2 separate regions of the Homo sapiens genome follow, and region 2 is linked to region 1. Evidence: chromatin loops called from intact Hi-C (ENCODE). Cell type or tissue: dorsolateral prefrontal cortex. All regions are shown on one strand. Each heading gives the region's core, and the rest is flanking DNA. Links, peaks and the distances in the headings are about the cores only.

What was found. Peaks named below come from ENCODE experiments on the same cell type or tissue, not always from the same donor. Only the 100,000 strongest peaks of a DNase experiment are listed, where the experiment ranks them.
Region 2: a loop joins it to region 1, with 3 times the contacts of the local background. A loop is called at or near these places in 19 of 110 quality-filtered maps.

Annotation. Positions count from the first base shown.
Region 1 is chr17:73,425,758-73,433,810 of GRCh38, reverse strand. It overlaps SDK2 (sidekick cell adhesion molecule 2), which reads left to right. Exons shown (of 45, transcript NM_001144952.2): 10 at 1-79; 11 at 2,142-2,309; 12 at 3,198-3,300. Among named protein-coding and RNA genes, the nearest start is that of SDK2-AS1, 84 kb to the left of the region's middle. RefSeq lists an enhancer at 4,307-4,356. In dorsolateral prefrontal cortex, for the core only: CTCF peaks have their summits at 4,048 and 4,250 (motif pointing left); a DNase peak (open chromatin) is centred at 4,240.
Region 2 is chr17:73,827,715-73,835,767 of GRCh38, reverse strand. It overlaps LINC00469 (long intergenic non-protein coding RNA 469), which reads left to right and starts at 7,231. Exons shown (of 4, transcript NR_027146.1): 1 at 7,231-7,320. RefSeq lists enhancers at 5,393-5,892, 5,893-6,394, 7,385-7,894. In dorsolateral prefrontal cortex, for the core only: no CTCF peak of the experiment used is centred there; a DNase peak (open chromatin) is centred at 3,913; H3K27me3 peaks cover 300 bases.

The sequences.
Region 1 (8,053 bases), core at 2,081-7,080:
ACGGTGATCGATGGCATGTCAGTGGTGCTAGCATGTGAGACCTCGGGGGCGCCCCGACCAGCTATCACTTGGCAGAAAGGTAGATGGAACACACCTTCAGAGAGTGTGGCTGGGTGATAGCCTAGAAGAGTCTTCAGAACTAGGCTCTGGAGCCAGCCAGGTTGGGTTCCCCACGTACACTTGTGAAGGTCATACACTGTACAACCCAAGAGAGCATCTCTCGGCCGGGCGCGGTGGCTCATGCCTATAATCCCAGCATCTTGGGAGGTTGAGGTGGGCAGATCACCCTGAGGTCAGGAATTCAAGACCAGCCTGGCCCAAAGTGGTGAAACCCGGTCTCTACTAAAAATACCAAAATTAGCCGGGCATGGTGGCAGTTGCCTGTAATCCCAGCTACTTGGGGAAGGGGCTGAGATAGGAGAATCGCTTGAACCTGGGAGGTGGAGCTTGCAGTGAGCCAAGATTGTGCCACTGCACTCCAGCCTGGGAGACAGAGCGAGACTCCGTCTCAAAAAAAAAAAAGAGCATCCTTCACATCCCAGCCTTGCCAGGCTCAAGGTCCAGCTCTTCATCTTCCAAGACCTGCCACCCTGGTGAGTTACTAACTCACTCTGAGCCTCAGGTTCCCCATCTGTAAACTGGTGACAATAATATATATACCCCAGGGTGATGTGAAGACTAGACTATAGCGTGCATGTGAGGGTCCTGCATTATGCCTGGGAGTCCGAAAGCCCAGGAAACGATAGGTGCTTGATGATGAATATTATTCTAGTGGTGGCTGCTGCCAGTCTCCTACCCCAGGCAGCTCAGAGGGCTCCAGATGGCGGAACCAGCAAAGCCCAAGCCACCTCCCTAAGGCCATCTGCCCTGTGTGCTTCCTCTTCACCTCTGTGTGTGCACACTCACCTTCACAACTCTCCCCTGCACACACACACATATGCACACACACGCATGTGCACACACATGCACACACATACATGCACACGTACATACACATGTGCACACATATGCACACACATGTACATACACATGTGCACACACACGTACAAACACAGTTGCTCCTTCACACCGGCAAGCCCCAGCTCAGAGGTGCCTCCTCCAAGGACTCACCCTGCCCCAGCCCCCAGCCCTCCCCTCCAGCCCTACCTCCTTCACTCCCCACCTTCTCATGCATTTGGTCATCGGCTTATTTACCTAGCTCATGGCCTGTCTCCCCACAAAGTCAGGGGTGTCGGTTTTGTCCACTGCCGTCTCCCAGGACCTAGAACAGAGTCTGGCACACGGTAGGCACTCAATAAACATTTGTGGGGATAATAGGGGCACACCTAGGCACGTGCTTACACATGGAAATAAACACATCCACCCAGCACACTCAGTTCACTGTGCCTGCACGCATGTACAAACGGACATGCGACCCCCAGATGGACACATGGAGATTCCCTTCCTTACGGGGGTGGGGGGTTCTTTAAAATAGACATAGTCACAAAGACCTGCATTCCCAGGCTCACTCCTGCAGGTGCACTTGCACTCTCTCTTTCTCCCCCTCTTTCTCTGGCCAGGACCCTCCCAGGCTGGGCCCCAGGCTCCCTGGGTCCCCCTGCAGAAGGAGGTCTGTCCTGACCAGGGCTGCTGCTGGGGGACAGCGTGTCCCTCTCTACCCCACCCCCACTCCAGGCAGCTCCCGTCACTTCCCTTCACTCTCTTGAAGGTGACTCTCCCCAGAAGCATCCTGCCGCAGGATGCCCGTCATCACCTTGTCAGAGCTGTCCCCCCGCCAGCTCCCCCAACCCGGGTGCCAGCTGCCTCTGAGGGCTGTGCCGGGCTACTGCTCACCGTCATCAGGAAACTGCGCCCCCTTCTCTGTTGAAGGGCACGTGGTGTGGCGGGCACAGGAGCATCAGGGGACCTGGGCTCTAGGCTGCCCGCTCTGAGACCCTGTGCCCTCGTGTCCGTCCCTAAGCCAGAAAGCTCTCCAGGTCTCTCAGCCCCCACCCCAGCCCCACCGCCATCTGTCCTCATTCCTTCCAGCATTTCCAGAGCCAGGGGCCTGTGGGGGGACCATGCTGCCCTGGAGCGGCCAGGGAAGGGCAGGGTGTGCCCTTGGGGGCTACAGGCTGACCCCCACCCTGTTTTGCCCTCAGGGGAGCGCATCTTGGCCAGTGGCTCTGTGCAGCTGCCTCGCTTCACACCCCTGGAGTCGGGCAGCCTCCTCATCAGCCCCACACACATCTCCGATGCGGGGACCTACACCTGCCTGGCCACCAACTCTCGGGGGGTCGATGAGGCCTCAGCAGACCTAGTCGTTTGGGGTGAGTGTGCAGAGCCACAGGGCTTTATACATTTGTGTGTGCGTGTGTACATCCCTGTAGGTGCTGAGGACTCAGGACAGCTACGGGGCACAGGCTCATACCACCAGTGTCTCCATCCCCAGTGTCTGTCCCAGTCAGGGCCCTTCTCATCAGAGGGACAGTGACAAAGTGGTTCAGAGGCCAGGGACTAGGAAGATTCTGCCGGTGATGCTATGCTTGGCCGACTTGAGAGAACATTGAAGTTATAGGAGAGCTGCCTTCATATATTTTAGGGCAGAAATCGGCAAATATTTTCAAGAAAGGGCCAGATCATAAATATTTTAAGCTGTGTGGGCCAGACGGTCTCTGTCACAACGACTCAACTAGCTTCCGTTTTATCTAGAAAGCAGCCACAGACGGTATGTCATCCAATGGGCGTGGCTATGTTCCAGTAAGGGTTTATTTAGCCAAAAAGGCCACCTGCCGGATTTGGCCCCCAGCCTGTAGTTAGCCGACCCCTGCTGTAAGAGAGCTTCTCAAGCCACTTCCAACTTTGGATCCACACCCAGCATACCTGTGGGCCACTTGTCTGGGCTGAGCCCAGGGGTCCTGGTGCATGAAGCACTAGACTGGAAATCAGAAAGCCCTATTTTTACCCTGGCTGGACCACTGATATGCTGAAAATATGGTCCTGATCGTCCTTAGAGTTTGGTCTCTCCATCCCATACATGGTTTGTGAGAGCAAAATTTAATGAGCCCCAACTATGACGTGGCTTCCAAGAATTAAAGTACCAGGGAGCTCATTGTTCTTTTTAACCATTTGGGGGCTTTCATATGGTATCCACCCAGAGTCCAGCCACACAGCCCCCACACCTCTTCTCACCATGCTGTCTCCGCTGTATCTTTCAGCTCGGACCCGCATCACCAAGCCCCCCCAGGATCAGAGTGTCATCAAGGGCACCCAGGCCTCCATGGTGTGCGGAGTGACCCACGACCCCCGAGTAACCATCAGGTACTGGCTCTGCTGTTGACTCCAGGCAAGAGGGGAGGGGGAGCCTCTGGCAATAGCTTGTAGCTGGGCGAGTGTCCACATTAGGGAGGTAACAGCTGCAGAGCCACGCCTTCTCCTGGGCAGTGGCATTTCCAGAGCTGAGTGCAGGGCTGAGAGGTAGGGGGTATGAAATAAACACCCGGGAACTGAGCTACCCTGAATTGAGTTAAGCCAGTTTCCAAGGTGGGAGGAAAAGAGGAAGGGGTGCAGAAAGATGAAGTAAGAGGAATGGAGGAGGGGGTGAGGGAGGGGAAAGGAAGAGGCTTGTGGGTTAGTGAGCATGGAAGGGAAGGAGCTGCTGTCTCTGGCCCTGGACGCCACTGCTAGTGTCCCCCAGCCCACCCCAAGTCTTTGGCCCTCTGGCCTCTGAATGGGCAGCAGAGGGGTCTGGGCAGGCGGATATGGGATCAGCTATAGGGGTGGGGCAGGAGATGACCCCTGGGGGGACCCTGCAAGAGAAGCACATGTGGGAAACTGAGCCTCCAAACCGAGGTCACCCCACCATCTTCCATGGCCAAGCCGGGACCTTGGCAAGGGACTTGGCTTCCAGGTAACTCAGTCCCGCCTCTGTGGAAGCCACTAAAAGGGCTGGGAGGAAGCAGCCAAGAAAGGTATAAAAGCCGGGACCCCTCCCAAGCACCTGAACCAAACCCTACCCCCACCCCCAAGGCTTTGGAAGCTAAAACCAGGAGGAGATTGTCCCTGCCTTCTCTTCCTTGAGCTCCAGAATGCTGAGGGAAATGCAACTGCTTCCTTAGAAATAAATATTCCCTGCGTGTTGCTTCTCTATTTTATGAGCAATATCACTGTCAAAGCAACTGGCACCGAGGCTAGAAGGGGCCGGCGCTCCTGCACTGGGAGAAATGGCCTCCTCCTCATGCCGAAGGCAGCTGCGTCCTGGGGCGCCATCTGGTGGCCACTGGACCTATGACAGTCTGTACAGCCACCCCCAAATGAGACTCCGGGGAGCCCAGGTTGGTACAAGGGGCTCCAGGCTTTTGGCCAACACTGATTCTCAGAGAACATATCAGCGGCCCCAGTTTGAGAAACACCTCATGAAGTGTTGACCACTTAAGGCAGTCATCACATGACGCTAGCACAAATGCAAAAATGTACATAGATGTATTAATAGTTAGAAGATTTTTGACTGAGATTCCAGAATATGCTTATTTCTGGGTTTAATAGATTTTTCTTAAAAAATTAACATACCAACTGTAAAAAAGGTCCTGGGAGAGAACCCACATAGAATACTGCTGTGTATCTCGGGCCCATTCATTGTGTAGTAGCTATACTTTTAGCATTCATTAATAGGGAAATTCTGAAATTCAGTATACTTTAAATCAGACTTTATTTATAAAAAAGATGACTTACTTATAAAAAGTGTCAACTTATTTGAGAAAGACATACATTGTATTCATTCTCTAGACAGTTACTGATGCATAATGGGATTCGGGGGTCTCTTGCAAAGTAACCTGCAGACCCACTCTGTAGGCCCTTCCAGTGAACTGCAGGTCAGAAATCCCTGTACCAGGTTACTGAAGGGAGGTCCTCGCCTTAAACGGAATTAACCATCTAGGACCATCTTTTCATCAAAGGGATGATTCTGGGGAGCAGAATCATCCCTTTATCCCCCCCAAAATTGGCAAAGTCTATGCCCAAGGCCACCCCAGCAGCTCCCACCCCAGTCTGTCTTCCTTGGACTGGGGGGACGGGGACATCCCTTCTACCCTCCGTCTTGAGGTAGATCTTGGGGATGGGGTGAGACCCAGACCTCAGCAATTTTAAGAAGCTCCCCAGGTGATTCTAATGTGTCACCAGGATTGAAAACCCTGTTCTATCTGCAAAACACAGCAGGGTTCCCTAAGCAGACTATTAGGTGGGTGCAAACGTAACTGCGGTTTTTGCCTTTGAAAGGAATGGTCAAAACTGCAATTACTTTTGCACCAACCTAATAGAAAGGATCTCAACAACCAAACCAGACTAAAGTGGTGCCGCTGAATCCTGAGTGACACGTCCTCAGAGCAAAGCCAGGTGCAGGGGTGAGGGCCTGGGCGGGTGCAGGTTTCTAGCATGAAAACCTCCAAAATAGTTCTAGAAAAAAACACTCTGGCCAGGCGCCGTGCCTCACGCCCATAATCCCAGCACTTTGAGAGGCCGAGGCGGGTGGATCATGAAGTCAGGAGATGGAGACCATCCTGTCCAACATGGTGAAACCCCGTCTCTACTAAAAATACAAAAAAAATTAGCTCAGCCTCCCAAAGTGCTAGGATTACAGGCGTGAGCCACTGTGCCCAGCTGGATTTTGGCCATTCTAATAGCTGTGCTGTGATATCTCGTTGTTGTTTTAATTTGCATTTCCCTAATGACATATGATGTACAGCATCTTTTCATTTGCCTGTTGGTCTTCTGTGTACCTTCTTTGGTGAGGCATCTGTCAATGACTATTTTTTAATCAGATTGTTTTCTTATTGCTGAGTTTTAAGAGTTCTTTGTAGATTTTGGATAGCAGTGCTTTATCAAAGATATCGTTTACAAATATTTTCTTCTAGTGTGTGGCTTCTCTTTTTATTCTCTTGAAAGTGTCTATCAAAGAGCAGCAATGTTTGATTTAATGAAATCCAGCTTATCTGTTCTTTCTTTCATGGATTGTGCCTTGGGTGTCGTATTTAAAAAGTCATTGCCAAACCCAAGGTCATCTAGATGTTCTCCTGTATTATCTTCTAGGAGTTTTATAGCTTTGCATTTTACATTTAGCTCTGGGATCCAATTTGAGTTAATTTTTGTGAAGGGTGTAAGATCTGTGTCTAGATTTTTTTTTTTTTTTTTTTTGCATGTGGATGTCAAGGTTTTCCAGCACTGTTTGTTGAAAAGACTTCTTTTTTATTTTTATCTTTGTTTTTGTTTTGTAATTGATTTGTTGGAGAAACCAGGTTCTAGAAGACAGAGGTCAGCAATCTTTGCTGTAAAGGACCAAAAAGTAAACATTTTAGGCTTTAAGAGAGCCATATGGTCTTGTCATGACTACTCAACTCTGTTTATAGTGCCAAAGCAGCCATATGTAAACAGGCACTAAGTAAACAGATGGGCATGTCTGTGTTCTAATAAAACTTTATTTACACAGACAGGCAGCAGGCCATAGTTTGTTGATCCTGCTATGGAATATTCAACACTCTGGATTGGCCTGGCTGCTGTCTCACAGTGTTGTTAACCTGTTCTTCTATCCTCTGTATTTATAATTCAATTTCAGTAACTGCTAATTAGATTCATGTTCAATTGTTTTGGCACAAATACTTCACAGGCAGTGATCTCTGCTTCCTAAAGCACCACATTCTGAAGCAAAGAATGTCTGCTTGCCATAGGCTATTTCTTTTTTTTCTTTTTTTTTATGAGATGGAGTCTCGCTCTGTCACCCAGGCTGGAGTGCAGTGGCACCATCTCGGCACACTGCAAGCTCTGCCTCCCGGGTTCACGCCATTCTCCTGCCTCAGCCTCCCGAGTAGCTGGGACTACAGGCTCCCGCCACCACGCCTGGCTAATTTTTTGTATTTTTAGTAGGGACAGGGTTTCACCGTGTTAGCAGGATGGTCTCAATCTCCTGACCTCATGATCCGCCAGCCTCGGCCTCCCAAAGTGCTAGGATTACAGGCATGAGCCACCGCGCCCGGCCCCCATAGGCTATTTCTTACATGGGAATTACTCTCTGCAACTAAATTTGCTTTTAAGTAAAATTCTGCCCATCCTGTGAGTGCTGGCAAGTCCTTTCTAAATAAAGGGATGAATTGAAGGTGATTACTGTTGTTGATTTGTAAATAGGTATTAAAAGACTTAAAAATTAACTCAACGATTTCACTGCTGAGAATTTGTCCTTGAGGAAATGATTTGGAATGGTTGTAAACATTTTGCCATAAGGACCACAGCTTTAACTATAATATTAGAAACCAAGGAGCTAAACTGGATGTCCAACATTATGGGATCGGTTAAATTACAAAACAGCTGTACTGACACATGTGCATCCAATAAAAAATCATGGTGTGGAAATATCACATCAAAAAGAGTTTATGATATTTTTATTGAGTCAAAAAGCAGCTTTAAAAACAGGATGACTGGTCAGGCGTGGTGGCTCAAGCCTGTAATCCCAGCACTTTGGGCGGCAGAGGCAGGCGGATCACCTGAGGTCAGGAGTTCAAGACCAGCTTGGCCAACATGGCAAAGCCCCGTCTCTACTAAAAATACAGAAAAAAAAAAAAAAAAAAAAAAAAAAAAGCCCAGCATGGTGGTGCAGGCCTGTAATCCCAGCTACCAGGGAGGCTGAGGCAGGAGAATTGCTTGAACCCGGGAGGCGGAGGTTGCAGTGAGCCAAGATCGCACCACTGCACTCCAGCCTGGGCAACAGAGTGAGATTCTGTCTCAAAATAAAATAAAATAAAATATAAAAATAGGATGGCTGAATAGATTGCTGTATACCATTCATGTAAATATACTGTATCATTTAAAATATGTAACAAAGGCTAACTGTTACTGACCGCTTGCCGTGGTTCAGGCACTTCTCTATTTTATATTAGCTTGCACAATCCTCACAGCAGTGCTATGAGGTGGGTGGTGTTAGTTTCCTCATATTACAGGTGAGGCAACTGAGGCCTAGCAAGGTTAAATAAACTCACCCAAGGCCAGGCGTGGTGGCTCACACCTGTAATCCCAGCACTTTGGGAGGCTG
Region 2 (8,053 bases), core at 1,057-6,056, 400 kb before region 1:
GTGTAGAGAGGTCACATAATTCATTCTCAAGCCCAGTGGAAAAAAAGTGTTTCTTTCCTGCCGTTTGTATAGAAAATTGAGCATTTTCTGTTTCCTCACCCAGTACAGTCTGTCTTCAAAGACTCTGGGTACACTAGAGGAGAGGAGTAAGTTGTAACGGATGGAGTAATTGGGCGAATTAAGCCTGGAAGTAAAATTCTTTCTACTTGGAAGGGGCAGGACTCTGCAGAGGAGGCAGGCAGCATTTCACTGAGGTGGGTTTGGGCAGGGGTGTTTTGCTTTTGTTTTTCAAATAAGAAGAAAGATTTCTTTATTAATGGCAGTTGTAGAATAGACTTGCAGTCCTCTAGGAAACCACCGGTGATCAGGGTCATGGTTCATGAGGATGATGGGTAACAGCTGTCATTTATTGAACACATACTACGTGCCAGGACCCAGGAAAGCGTTTTATATGGGCTGCCTCATTTAACCCTAACAGCCCTACAGAGCACGTACTGTTTCTAACGAGAAACTGAGAATTGAAAGAGATAAACATCTCATTCACTATCACACTGCAGGTGAGCCCGGGAGCCAAGATGTGAATCTCAAAGCCCGTCCCCAGCCCTCACTCTTAGACACCGCCCTGTGCTGCGAAGGGCAGGGCCATGCCAAAGTTCAATAGCACCTAGGTAGAGGGAAGACTTTCTGGAAGAGACACACCCCTAAGCAAAATTTTAGAAAGGACGTATTCTAGCCTGGCAAATGTCAAGAGGGAAGAAAAAGGAAACGGCGGCTGTGTCCATCTCACAAGTAGCTGGTATTGTGTCAGAATCTTTACCTACGCTCTTGTTTAAGCCTGAAGACGTGAGTTAGGTATAATGACTCCCATTTGACAGATGAGAAAACTGAGGCCACACCGTAATCGAAGATTCGAGTCAGTTTATGGAAGGACCAACCTCCTGACACTCATCCCCATATTCTGTTCAGGGCTTCACTTAGCAAGCCAGCAAGGCAGGGAGAGTTCAGAAGGTTGGCAGGGAACGACTGGCAGAAGCATCAAAAAATTAAGTTAAAAATCGGCTCCAAAACACCTCCTCCAAGAATCCTGCAAAAATTGGTAGCGGGCTTGGTTTTCATGGCACCTGAGAACCTTGAGCCCAGCAGACCCTTTAACAAACACTTGTTGAATAAAACCTGTGAACAAGTGACTGAATTTTAAGGTCACCTTTTTAAAAGCAGGCGTTGTCTCTTGATTGGGGTCCCTCACCCATCTCTTTGGCCCTAGTTCTGTCTTGTCTCTCTCCGCCCGCCTCTTATCTATCACGCTCGCTTTTCCTGCCTTCTCTCATTAGCGCTGGAAGGGAAATGCGCCACTCCAATTCTCCGGCTGCCTCCTCACTGCTGTTGAGCTTCAGAGCACAGTATTTAAATCCTGTTAAATAACCTGTTTTCATGGGCAATCACAGCCAGGTTAGTAAATTCCCCACACGCTCACGCTTTAGACAAAACCGACATCCCAGGTCCACAGAAAATTGGCCATTGTCCTTTAATGGTGAAATTGAACTGAGCAAATGGTGGCACTTTAAAAGAAAGTCGTTGCCATTCACACAAAAAGTTCAGCCTACTGCTCTGGAAATTTCCAGTTCACAGCCCATTTCTCTCCAGGTATAAAGGAGAAAATAAATACCCTTGCAAGGCAAGTGATTAATTTCAGCCAGCATTTTTGAGGCTCCTGCTGATGGCTGGCTCTCGGGCTCTTAATCGGTGGCCCTGGCCAGGTGGGGGGTCCCATCTCTGGGATTTCAAACTGGCAGCTTCTCTGCTTCCACGTGACTGCGAGTCACAGGAGGAATATGCCTCTTGTCATGCTCCAGAAGATGGAGAGGCAGTGAGCGGAAGAAGCTGGGAATTACTCATTTTTTTTCATGACTCTAATGGGCTACGAACCTAGCTTCTGTCATGTTCTCCACCACCACCTCCATGCCTTTAATAGGCACCACTGTGTGCATGGCTGCACATTAAGGGGACTGTAGAGAGATGCCAAGAGGTATATGAGCGTGCCTCCATTGGTGAAGGGATTCAGTAGCTTTATTATTATTATTATTATTATTATTATTATTATTATTATTATTATTATTTTTAGAGACAGAGTCTCACTCTGTCGCCCAGGCTTGAGTGCAGTGGCACCATCTTGGCTCACTGCAACCTCTGCCCCCTGGGTTCAAGTGATTCTCCTGTCTCAGCCTCCCAGGTAGCTGGGATTACAGGCGCCTGCCACCATGCCCAGCTAATTTCTTGTATTTTTAGTAGAGACGGGGTTTCACCATCTTGGCCAGGCTGGTCTTGAACTCCTGACCTCATGATCCATCCGCCTCGGCCTCGCAAAGTGCTGGGATTACAGACGTGAACCACCACACCCAGCCAGTAGCTTTATTTGATCCTGAGGGTGGCTCAGAAGATGCCTAGACTTCCTGCCACTAGTAGATGGTTTAGATCCAAGCCTTTAGTTTTTTATTTTATTTTATTTATTTATTTTTTTATTTTTTTGAGATGGAGTCTCACCCTGTCACCCAGGCTGGAGTGCAATTGCACTATCTCGGCTCACTGCAACCTTCACTTCCCAGGTTCAAACTTCTGCCTCAGCCTCCCGAGCAGCTGGTACTACAGGTGCCTGCAACCATGCCCAGCTAATTTTTGTATTTTTAGTAGAGACAGCGTTTCACCATCTTAGCCAGGCTGGTCTCGAATTCCTGACCTCGTGATCCTCCCACCTCGGACTCCCAAAGTGCTGGGATTACAGGTGTGAGCCACTGCGCCCAGCCAAGACTTTGGTTTTTGTTATACGTGGGCAGCACCCAGAAATGGCACTCATCTCCCATTTGCCCTAAACCAATAACACCTTGTGAATCAGTCATCGACTACTGTGTAACAAATAACCCTAAACTTGGTGTGGCCTCAAACAACAACCATATACTCAGTCTCAATTCTGTGGTTTGCCAATTTACAGTGGACTCAGCTGGTCTGAGATGTTCTACTGAGCTTCACTGAGCTCAGCTGCATTCATCTGCACAACTGCTGGGTGGGCTGGAGGCTGGTTGGCCTAGCTGGGCCATGGGCTAGTTCAGGCTTGTTCACAGGTGGTCTTAGTGTTCCACGGTCAAGAGTGGAGGCTTCATGGCCTTAGAGTGGACACATTGTCACTTCTACCAGCTTCTGTTGACCACAGCAAGACAAATGGCCAGTTCAGATTCAAGGGGTGGTGTAGTAGTTTGAATAGTGTCCCCAAAAAATGCGTGTCCATCTGGAACCTCAGAATGTGACTTTCCTTGGAAATAGGGTCTTTGCAGATGTAAATAATTAGGGATCTCCAGGTGCAAACATCCTAGATTTAGAGTGGGCTCCAAATCCAATGACCGGCATCCTTGTAAGAAGAGAGGAAGACACAGAGACAGAGAGACACAGTGAGAAAGACACACAAAGTCAGAGGCAGAGATTGGAGTGATGGAGCTACAAGCCAAGCAAGTCCAAGGATTGACACCAGGAGAGAGATCTGGAGTGGATTCTCCCCTAGAGCCTTCAGAGAGAGCATGGCCCTTCCAACAACTTGACTTTGGACTTATTCTGTTGTTTCAGCCACCTGCTTTATGGCAATTTGCTACAGCAGCCCTAGGAAGCTAATATGGGAGGGAAATAGACTCCAGCTCTTGATGGGGGAAGATGCAAAGTCATATTGCAAAGGATGAGAATACAGGAAGGCAGGGGGAAGTAGAGCCTCTTTTGCAATCTTGCACCTTGGTTTACCAGTCCCCACTTTGTTCCTGGCAGGTGTCTTAAAACCGAAGAGCATCACAGAATGCCAGACACCAGACACTCACCACACGCAGTGGGTGCTATTTCTGCACCAGGCTCCAGAGAGTGCGTTCCTGGGTGCTGACGCTCCTACAGCTGCCTCCTCTGCAACAGCCTCTCTTCCCTGTACAGATTCCTCACCACATCCAGCCAAATTGCCTTCATCTCAGCAGAGGCTGTAGAAGGCAGACGGCCAGGAGAGTGGGGCCGTCAATGCACTGGGTACAGCAGTGATCCTCCAGGATTTTCAACACCTCAGGTCCTAGTGGCCTGGGATGATCTGACCCCAGACACCCTCCCCAGATGCAAGTCCATCCCCAATGCACAGGAAGGAATACATCTCTGGATTGACTAAAACATCATACTGGAAAGGAAGTTTGACAGAGGAAGGTCATTCTCATTCCACAGGCACTTCAAAGACAGGCTTCTCTCTTGGGAGTCGAGCTGTAGCTTCCATGAAGTTTTCAGCACGTTTTCTGAATACCCACCTGTCATCGATGCTTGGAGGTGCAAAGTGGGTTGGATGACTGAATCCTGCCCTTGAGAGCTGACACTGTCACCAACGTTGTTGAGATGGGCTGGAGTCACCCACTGAGCACTCAGTGACTGGTACGCCAAAGGCCAAGGCCTCACGGTGGACACCATGATGAAAACAACATACAATTAGATGGGAGGAAAACATTCTGTTCTTCTCTGGCACAGAAGAGTGGCTATTGTTAATACTAATGTACGGAATATTTCAAAATACCTAGAAGAGAGGACTTCGAATGTGCTCACCGCAAAGACATGACAAATATTGGAGGTGATGAATTTGCTAATTACCCTGATTTGATCCTTACACAAGCTATACATGTGTGGACACATCACACTATACCCCATAAATATGTACAACTATATGTTCTTTTTAAAAGATGGAAACGATGCCAATGTCCATCAACTGGTGAATGGATAAACGGAGTGTGTGTGTCCATATGATGGGATCGCATTTGTCCATGTAAAGGAAGGAAGTGCTGATACACGCCACAGCGTGTGTTGGTGGACTGCTCGGGGCCCATGCACACCTTGTGTCCAGGCTTCCTCTTGCAGGACCAGGATCTTCCCTGTCTCCTTCCACGTTGCTGAAGAGTCACCCTGCATCAGGCAGTGGATCACAGTGGCAGAGTGATGAGCTTGATAGACAAGGAGCAGCCTTCAGGGAGCTTTCACCCAGTAGGGGAAATGGATGAATAACCAACAACAACACCTACTTACAGCTTGTGAAGGTGCCAAAAAGAAACCAGAAAGGTGCCCTGGGAGAGGGGAGCTGGGGTGGGGATAGTGGGTGAGAAGGAGTTGAAATCTGAGCTGGGACATGAGGAACTGTGCTATACAGGGTTGAATAGTGCCCTCCCCTGCCCCCACCACCATTCATATTTTCTCCAGGAACCTCAGAATTTTTTTTTTTTTTTTTTTTTTTTAAAGAATCAGGGTCTTAGTGTGTTGCCCAGGCTGGTCTTGAATCCTGGCCTCAAGCAATCCTCCCACCTTGACCTCCCAAAGTGCAGGGATTGCAGCGTGTGCCACCATGCCCTGCCAGAATATGATCTTATGTGCAAATAGGATCATTGCAGATGTAGTTAATGTGAGGTCATACTAGAGTAAGATGGGCCCTTAACCCAATATGATTTGTGTCCTCATATGAAGGGAGAAGAGACACAGCCATGCACAGAGGAAAGACAGTGAAAGCACAGACACGCAGAGGGAGATGGCCTCGTGACAACAGTGGCAGAGGCTGCAGCGATGCAGCTACAAGCCAGGGAACCCGGAGGATTGGTGGTAACCACCTGCAGCTGGAAGAGGCAAAGAGGATGCTCTCCCACAGCCTTCAGAGGGAACAGGCCCCTGGCAAGACCTTGACTTTAGAGCTGGGCCTCCACAATGATGAGAGAAGCCATTTCTGTTGTTTGAAGGCACCCAGTTGATGGCAATTGGTTACAGCGTCCACAGGAGGCTGAAACAAGAGCGAAGACTGTTCCAGCAGAGGGAGGAGCCAGCGCAGATGACTTCACGAGAAAGTTCCTAGGCCTGCTGGAGCAGCGGCCGGGACGCCCAAAGGAGCGGGAGCCCTACAGGCAGGCAGGGATGGTCCCAGAAGGAGTTGGTGCCCAGCCACAGGGTCTTGTAGACCATGGTGATGATGTTTGTTTTATTCTAAGAACGCTGGGAAGTCATTGAAGGATTTTACAAGAAAGATGAAACATGATTTGAAGTTCATTTTTGAAAGATCGCATCAGCTGCTCTGTGAAGAGGAGTTTTGAAAGAGGCAAGAGAGGAGGCAGGACAGCCACTGTGGCCTGCAGGTCCTCAAACGATTACACAGAGTTACCGTGTGACCCACAGTTCCACTCCTCTGTATAGACCCACGAGAAACGAAAACATATATTCATACAGAAACCTGTACAAAATGTTTAAAGCAGCATTATTTGTAATAGCCCAAAGATAGAAACGACATAAATGTCCACCAATGAATCCATACAATGAGGTAGTTATTTGGCCATAGAAAGGAATGAAGTGCCGATAGGACAGCATGAATGAACCCGGGAACCATCACGATAAGTGAAGGAAGCCATTCACAAAAGACCACGGATTGTATGATTCCATTTAGACAAAATGCCCAGAAGAGGCAAATCTCTAGAGACAGAAAGTAGATTACTAGTTGCCTAGGGCTGTAAGGGTGAGCGTTGGGGAGGGGAGATAGCTGAAGGGTCAGAGCTTCTTTTTGAGGTGATACAAATGCTGTAAAATGGACCACGGTGACGATTGCAGCTACATGGAATATACTAGCAACCATTGAATTGTATACTTTTTTTTTTTAAGTGAAAGCAAGCTTATTAGAGAAGTAAAGAAACAAAAGCATGGCCACTCCATAGGCAGAGTAGCCTGAATTGTCCACTTTAAATGGGAGAATTACATAATATATGAATTACATTTCAATAACGCTGTTTAAAAGAAAAAAAAAAGAGTGAAATCTCAGAGGAGGCCACTGAGCACTCTGGTGGAAGAAAATGGTGACTTAGGCCAGGGTCATAGAAGTAGAGACAGCAAGAAGGGATGAAAACAGTGGATTGTGGAGGCCGAATAGACAACCGATGAATAGGTCAACACCTGCTGTCCATCTGTACGAGGGAATATTATTCAGCCATAAAAAGAAATGAAATGAACCTTGCTGCAACATGATGTTAGGTGAAATAAGCCAGACACAAAGGCCCCATATGGAATGATGTCACTTACACGAGGTTTCTACAATAGGCAAATTCATAGAGACAGAAAGAATGGAGGTTACCAGGAACTGGGAGGAGAAAAGAATGGGACATTATTATCTCACAGTTCCAGAATTTGTTTGGGATGATTTAAAAAAAAAAAAAAAAGCTCTGGAAATAGATCATCAGGATGGTTGCACAATGTTTTGAATGTAAATGCCACTGAATTGTACACCTTAAAAGGGCTCAAATGGTAAATATTATGCTATGTATATTTTACCATGATGAAAATAAACGTACAAAAGTGAGACAGCAGTGAGTCTAGGCCTCCCTTTTAAGAAGCGATGGCATCAAAGAGAGCAGAGGAAGAGAGATGGAAGTTAGGAAGGGGTTTTTCAAAGAGCAGATTCACGGGAAACGATTCATTCGTGCAGGAGAGAAAGGATGAAGGAGGAGCGGGGTCCCTTGAATGTCCACAGGCAGAAGACGAGGGCAGAAGGGGAGGAGGTTGTCTTTGTGGCGGACAGAGGAGCTGTGAATAGGGAGGGAAACAAGGGTGTGCCTTCCGTTTACTCAGCACAGGAAGAAGCAAGGCGAGGAAGAACAGGCTCCTTTTTGAAATGCAAAAGCCTGTTCTTATCTAAACACTCTTGCATAAGACAAACAAGAGCGCTACCCAGTTGGTGACTTGGGACAGGAATGCCTGCCACCCTCTTAAACGTTCTCTCCCCTCCCCTAGCCTAGACTGAAGACCTCGGCCTCCAGCTTCTCTCCCAGACCCTTTCTTGGCTGGATGAGGTCACTCACCCCTTTTGAAAGCTCCACAGGCATTTCTGGACCAAGTTCCCTCACTCTTTTAAATGGTTCTGTAATTGCTTCATTCGCATAAACCTGCCCTCCTGGGCATCTGAACAGCCCCAGGGCAGGGCCTGACTGCAGAGCCAGCTTCCTTACGCCAAGGCCCTCGTGCCTGCGTCCCTCCTCGC